2 separate regions of the Homo sapiens genome follow, and region 1 is linked to region 2. The links are chromatin contacts, found by Hi-C or POLR2A ChIA-PET in ENCODE. All regions are on one chromosome and are shown on one strand. Each heading gives the region's core, a stretch centred on a gene start or an enhancer-like site at or near the end of the contact. The rest is flanking DNA. Distances are from core to core; before and after follow the strand shown.

Region 1 (3,230 bases), core at 382-2,881, 120 kb after region 2:
TGATGTGGCTAACAGCATCATCAATATCATCATCACCAGCACTTAGGAAATGCTAAGCATGAACAGACATATAAACTCATTTAACCTCTATGAGAAAGATTCTTTCAGCAACCATATTTTATATTATCAGTAAGAAATTTCAGGTAACGAACTTTAAGGAACATCACTAGCAAGTTTTTACAGGTGGTAGTGACAGGGATTTGTTCTCCATGTTAAACAAATTGAAAGGTTGAAAGGTGGTTAGCTTGCTGTTGAAAGGTGGTTAGCTTGCTGTTATTATCATAACAGCACAGAATTAAGAATCTCACTACAAACAAACAGAAATGCATAAATCTAGAGGCTAACGATATATAGTCTTCGTCATGTTGAAATGCTGCAAAAATATGGTGGGTTAGTTCACTTTCTAGTGGCAATAAGGTTTGGTGGAAATGTGGTAAATTTCCTCCACCTCAGCTATTTGATAGCATTTATAGTGGTATAACAGAAATAAAGTACGCTTTATTTACGAGAAGACTCATTCTATATTCAATTTATAATAATAAGCATGCTGGAAGAGCCATCTGGATACCTTATAAAAATGGTATTTTCCATTGGAAGTAAAGAATTTTAATCAGTGTTAGTTGGTAATTATTCATTTCACCATTTCCTAATCATGTCAAAAAAAATACGTTAAGCCAGAATTCACAATTTTTCCATTATGCAAAAACACCACCATATTGTTTTATCTACTTAGTAAGATCATTTTTTTCTATTTCATACACTCAGACCACATTGCTCAAAATAAGAAAAGGCAAATATAATAATCAAGCTTGATAAGCCAAGAAGCAGAGCAAAGATAGGAAAAAAATAATTTGATTTGAGGAATAAAAATATTAAATTACTACTTCAATGCTCTGAATGATAAAAGCACAGTCAGAAGCAGTCCATTTCTAAAAACTAAGTGGTATTTCAACAGCTCTAACAAAGGAGAACAGAAACTAGTCTTGGATTTTTATGAGAACTTTAATATGAATGATTTAAGAAATTATACTTTAAAAATCTCATTCAGTTAAAGTACAGATGTATATGCTACAACTTTTGGTTTTGGTTTTTTGTTTTTAGACAGGGTCTCACTCTGTTTCCCAGCCTGGAGTACAGTGACATGATCTCAGCTCCCTGCAACCTCTGCTTCCCAGGCTCAAGTGATCCTCCAGCCTCAGCTTCCTGAGGAGCTGGGATTACTGGCATGAGCCACCACACCCAGCTAATTTTTGTGGGGTTTTTTTTGTACAAATGGGGTTTCCCCATGTTGCGCAGGCTGGTCTCGAGCTCCTGAGCTCAAAGCTATCTGCTCCCCTAGGCCTCCCAAAAGGCTGGGATTACAGGCCTGAGCCACCGTGACCAGCCTTGTGCTACACCTTTGTATAAACCTACTTTAAAATACAAAAAGGTACTCCATTCATTCTTTTCAAAAGATTTAGTGAATGTGAATAATGTCATATTGCCTAGAGTAATCTTGATGTTTTTGTTCCACTGGAAAAAAACAAGGTCCCTTTAGCTAAAGCTTTTCTTCTGCTATTGTCACTTCAGCACTAGCAAAACTAGGGTGACAGCTCATAAAGAAAATAACCAAAAGCTCTCACTTTGTCCAATGACGTGGCAGCCCTCCAGCACTGGCATTTCCTGCCCCAAATTAACTCCAGGGGCCATAAGATCAAAGTAAGAAGGAAGTAGCTTGTCTTTCTCTTTAGTTGTGGTAGCTACTTTGTATTACATAGGCAATATAATTCATTGTTTCTTATATAACCGCTTATGCTATTTTACATTGTACTAGGCATCTGCAAACAAACAAATGTTATTTCTTGTTCCAAGTTAGGTAAAACTTGTAAATAAAACCCTGCAAAATGGCTCACAATAAATCAAAATAGTCCTACAAGAAAACAGAAAGCTAGAAAAAGATTAGAGATAAGGTCCTGCCAATAGATAATTCTATTTTAAAAGAAAAAAAATCAGCTGAAGTCCTATTTGGTTCTCATGAACCTGAAAAGATAGTTAGTTGTTTTGCCAGAAAAAGAGTCCCAGACATTATTTGGTCACTTGCCTGGAATAGCTTGGCATTTCTGCACCCTCAAGTAATAAAACTTACTTGTAAAACCCTTTAAGGCAACAGAGATTGCCTGTATTTATTTTCTAGGAAGGGAAAATATTGAAAATTATGATGTATTCAAAGACCACAACTATAGGAGAAAATGCCATACTGCTAAATGTTTTTCAGTTGACATGATCTTTTAAATCATCTCTATTGATCCCTTTATTTAAGATTCGATTTGGCTATTGTGAGAATAATGAACAAATAAATGAATGTGATATCCATTTGATATCTAGTATTTCACCAAAAAAAAGGAATAAGCCTGGATTTTTTTATCTTTGCCCTATTTACATTGTACAATGAGGAAGAAATTTTGGAACGGAGCTAACAAAAGATCTAAATTAAGACACCATTTTAAAGCTCTGGGAATTACAGTGGCACTATTACCCAGAAGCAAAAATCCTAAATGATTCTATGAACAGGTAACAAACTACAAAAAACAGGTAACAAGGGCCAGAGACTGGACTAGGTTGGTATTTCTTTTTGTTCAACAAGTATTTACTGCCAGAGACTGGACTAGATTGGTATTTCTTTTTGTTCAACAAGTATTTACTAAGAAACTAAAATGTTAGAAGCTTCAGGGGATACAAAGATAGGCAACTTCCCTGAAATAATTGAGAATTATCTATGGTGGGAAAAACTATGAGAAAGGAAAGAGATTTTTTAAAAATGCTATAGCAATTAAGCAGCTTCCAGATATATTTTGGGAAAATTACAGATAGTAGTAATTAGCCTAACCCTGATATGCAAGTTAATCATCTCTCCCATCTAGAAAGTTGTTCTTTTTGTAACAGAAGACACATAAAATAGTGTCTATTCACTTTATAAAAATAGCAATAAACCTCAAATTCCTCAAGTAGAAACAAAATACATTTTCCTCTAAATAAAAAAAACTATTTTGAGCTAGGAAAAGAGAATACCTATTAAAATGTATTTTGCTTGCTGGAAATCTGGTTCAACTCACAATTTCCCAGCAAAAGGAAAAACTAGGATAATTCTTTCTCTGACAAGATTGCCTGTGCTGTTGGCAACACTCTTCAAAAACTGAAACTCTAATTTTTAATTCTACAGTTACCTCCTAGCCTTCCATGGTCTCATCTAC
Region 2 (3,178 bases), core at 268-2,767:
CTGGAGCCCACTTTTCCAGAACCATTTCTACTCATGTGTGGAAGGCAAGAGAAGGTAAGTATGTCCATTTTCATCCCCCTGTCTATATTGAGTAACAGATATTTATGGAGTTCGAGTGGGAAAAAAGGTACAGGGAGAGAGAATTCTATTAGTTGAGGAGCTGAAATGTAATGCAGATCAAAGGTACAGGGATAAAATAAATTTCTATGGCTATTTCAGGTAAAATTTGATATGGCTAATTTTCATATGCACCATTTCTGATGAGATGTCCAAGCACGAGTTTTCAGAGTAACAATGCAATTATTTCCATTATCATTTTGAATTTATATTGTTATTCTTCCTTTAAGGAGTTTGAGTACCTCATACAATGTTGCAATTACTTTCAGAAATGACTCACTATAGTGCGAACAGTATTTCATAATAATGCAGCCAATAAAATAAAAACAAATATAAATTTCACCTAGGCAAATAAACATGAATGCATTCAGTTCCTCTACATTATACTTTTTCAATTTACAATGAAATAATTCACATATAGTAATATTTATATATGATATTAACATAGGGGCAAATGAAACATAGTTGATAAAGACACAATCCTGACTTTTAAAAAAATTTAAACCAACCTTAACAGAAATTATGTTTTAGAAGGCCAATAAATATAGATTTAGAGCGACTATTTATACATTACATATGTGGTAGCTATTCTGGAGTTTTAGGTAAGTTAGGGTGGACACATGTTTATAGGATCACAGAACAGAAATTTCAGAGATGAATGGGTCCAATCACTTTAGCTTACAGATTTATTAGTAAAGGCTTTAGCCCCTAACTTGCCGATGAGGAAATGAAAGCTGAGAGGGTTCACTGTATCTTATTTTTTCAGAACTTGTTCAAGCTTGTTGGGAGTTAGAAAATAACGAACATCCTAAATTATTGTAAGAAAATTTGCAATTAGGAAGAGGAAGGGCTTCCATATAGCTTATGTGCACTGCAGCTTTCATTCATTCAGCACAATTGTACTGCATACCTGACGTATTATACATTGCACTAGGTACAAGAACTATAGCAGTGAGCTAGATTGGTATGATTCCTAAATTCATGAACCCCACAATCCACTGAGAGAAACAAACAAGGAGAGAGGGCCTTAGAAGACCCCTAGATAAAGATTATATAAGGGAAAAGTACCTAAGGACAGATGAGGCTGTTGTGGTAAACATGTGTGAGACTGCAAAAGACCTTATAAGCCACGATAATAACTTCAGTATTAGTACTAAGAGCAATTGAGAACCACTTAAGAGTTTTATGTAAGAGGTAGACATGAGCAAATCATATTTTATAAATATGTTTCTGACTGAAGGAGGCAAGTCAAGGCAGGCAGGCTGGCCAATGAAAAGGCTTCTACAACACTTTAAGGCAGAACATGAAGTCTTGCACAAGGAAAGTAGCAATAAGGACAGAAAGAAACAGGCTTACTTTTCGAGGTAAGACTGAAAGAATTGGGTGACTGCCTGGATGGGAGGTGTGAGGGAGATGAAAACGGAAGGAGGGTGTGCAAGTTTCTGTTTTAGTAAGTGGGTGAACAGGAAGCCATTCAACATAAAAAGGAACACAGAAGGAGGAGAAGAGGAGGATTTGAGTGCAAGCAGGTTATGTTCACAGGCATCACTCCAAACTAACTCCTCCCACATACAAACTCCCATATATGCCCCTTGCCTACAAGTGGAAAAAATCATTCATTTTACAGTGAAGTAGAATGATTCCCTGTAACTTAGGCAATATTATAGAGTAAAATCTTAATTATGTATATCTTTTATTCGTTTAGTTTATCTGTGGTATATCTTGATTAAACATTAAGTAGACTGCTTATTTTTTTTTTCTTTTTTAAAAAACAAGTCTGGTTTACCACCTCATATAGCTTTCATCTTACCAAGAAAATTCTTTGAAAGACAAACATGTAAAAAGTTCCCTCATATCAAGGAGGTCTTGACCTAGGGGTCAAGTCAGGAAAACTGGACATATTTCCAGCTTCTCAAGTCATATATTCACAGCAAAACTTCATTATTTTGCTGGCAATTACTTTTCAGAAAAGTAGGCATATCCATAATCAAATATAAGTACAAACAGGCCAGGTGTGGTGCCTCACGCCTATAATCCCAACACTTTGGGAGGCCGAGGGAGGCAGATCACTTGAGGCCGGGAGTTTGAGACCAGTCTGGACAACATGGCAAAACCCCAAAAATACAAAAATTAGCCAGGCATTGTGGCGCATGCCTGTAATCACAGCTACTCAGAAGGCTGAGGCACGAAAATTGCTTGAACCTGGGAGGCAGAGGTTGCAGTGAGCCGAGATTGCATCATTGCACTCCAGCTTTGGCAGGAGAGTGAGACTCTGTGTCAAAAGAAAAAAAAATTGTGTGTGTATATATATATACACACACACATACACACACACTTATGTATGTACAAATTACATTTTAAATGCAAATATAAATGACTCCTGGATTAATCTTTGAATCACTGAACTCTGTTTTTATCATAAGTTGACTATTTAAAAGGCTTTTGGAATGATTTCTTGGATATGAAATGAAAAGCACAGACAACAAAAGCAAAAACAGACAAATGGAACTACATCAAACTTTAAAACTTTTGTGCATCAAAGGACACAGTCAACAGAGTGAAAGGTAATCTATGGAATGGGAAAAAAAATCATATATTTGATGAGGGGCTAATATAAAGAATATTCAAAAACCTCTTATATGCAACAACAACAAAAAACCAAATAAGCCATCTAAAAATTGGCAAAGGACTTGAATAGATATTTCTGCAAATATGACATACAAATGGCCAACAAGCTTGTGAAAATGCAAATCAAAACCACAGTGAGATATCATCCCACACCCACCCATTAGGATCACACCTATCAAACAAAAGAAAACACAAAAATAATAAGTGTTGTCAAAGATGTGGAGAATTGGAGCCCTGGTGCCCTGTTGGTGGCACTGTAAAATGGTGCATCCTCTATGGAATACAGTAAGGAGGTTCCTCAAAAAATTAAGATTAAAATTACCATATGATTCAGCAATGCCATCTCTGGGTATATACACAAAGGAATGAAAACCAAAGTCTTAAAGAGATATTTTCACACCCATGTTCACAGCAGCAATAGTCACAATAGCCA

What was found. Hi-C counts contacts between places; a loop is a spot of excess contacts on that map. ChIA-PET counts read pairs that join two places held with the same protein, here RNA polymerase II (POLR2A). Pooled maps may share reads with other maps.
Region 1: a loop to region 2 is called in a pooled map, with 6 times the contacts of the local background. The contact joins two enhancer-like sites. A Hi-C loop is called at or near these places in 2 of 37 single-sample maps with no recorded cell type and 11 of 50 pooled maps. POLR2A ChIA-PET finds 5 or more read pairs at or near these places in 5 of 52 experiments (MCF 10A, activated CD4-positive, alpha-beta T cell, activated CD4-positive, alpha-beta memory T cell and 2 more).

The regions. Positions count from the first base shown.
Region 1 is chr7:111,136,745-111,139,974 of GRCh38, forward strand. The region is part of intron 3 of IMMP2L (inner mitochondrial membrane peptidase subunit 2); the gene reads right to left. Among named protein-coding and RNA genes, the nearest start is that of LRRN3, 47 kb to the left of the region's middle. Within about 2 kb of position 1,632, at least 19 of the 41 ENCODE cell types and tissues checked have a DNase peak (open chromatin) inside an H3K27ac peak, as active enhancers do.
Region 2 is chr7:111,011,959-111,015,136 of GRCh38, forward strand. The region is part of intron 3 of IMMP2L (inner mitochondrial membrane peptidase subunit 2); the gene reads right to left. Among named protein-coding and RNA genes, the nearest start is that of LRRN3, 78 kb to the right of the region's middle. Within about 2 kb of position 1,518, at least 6 of the 41 ENCODE cell types and tissues checked have a DNase peak (open chromatin) inside an H3K27ac peak, as active enhancers do.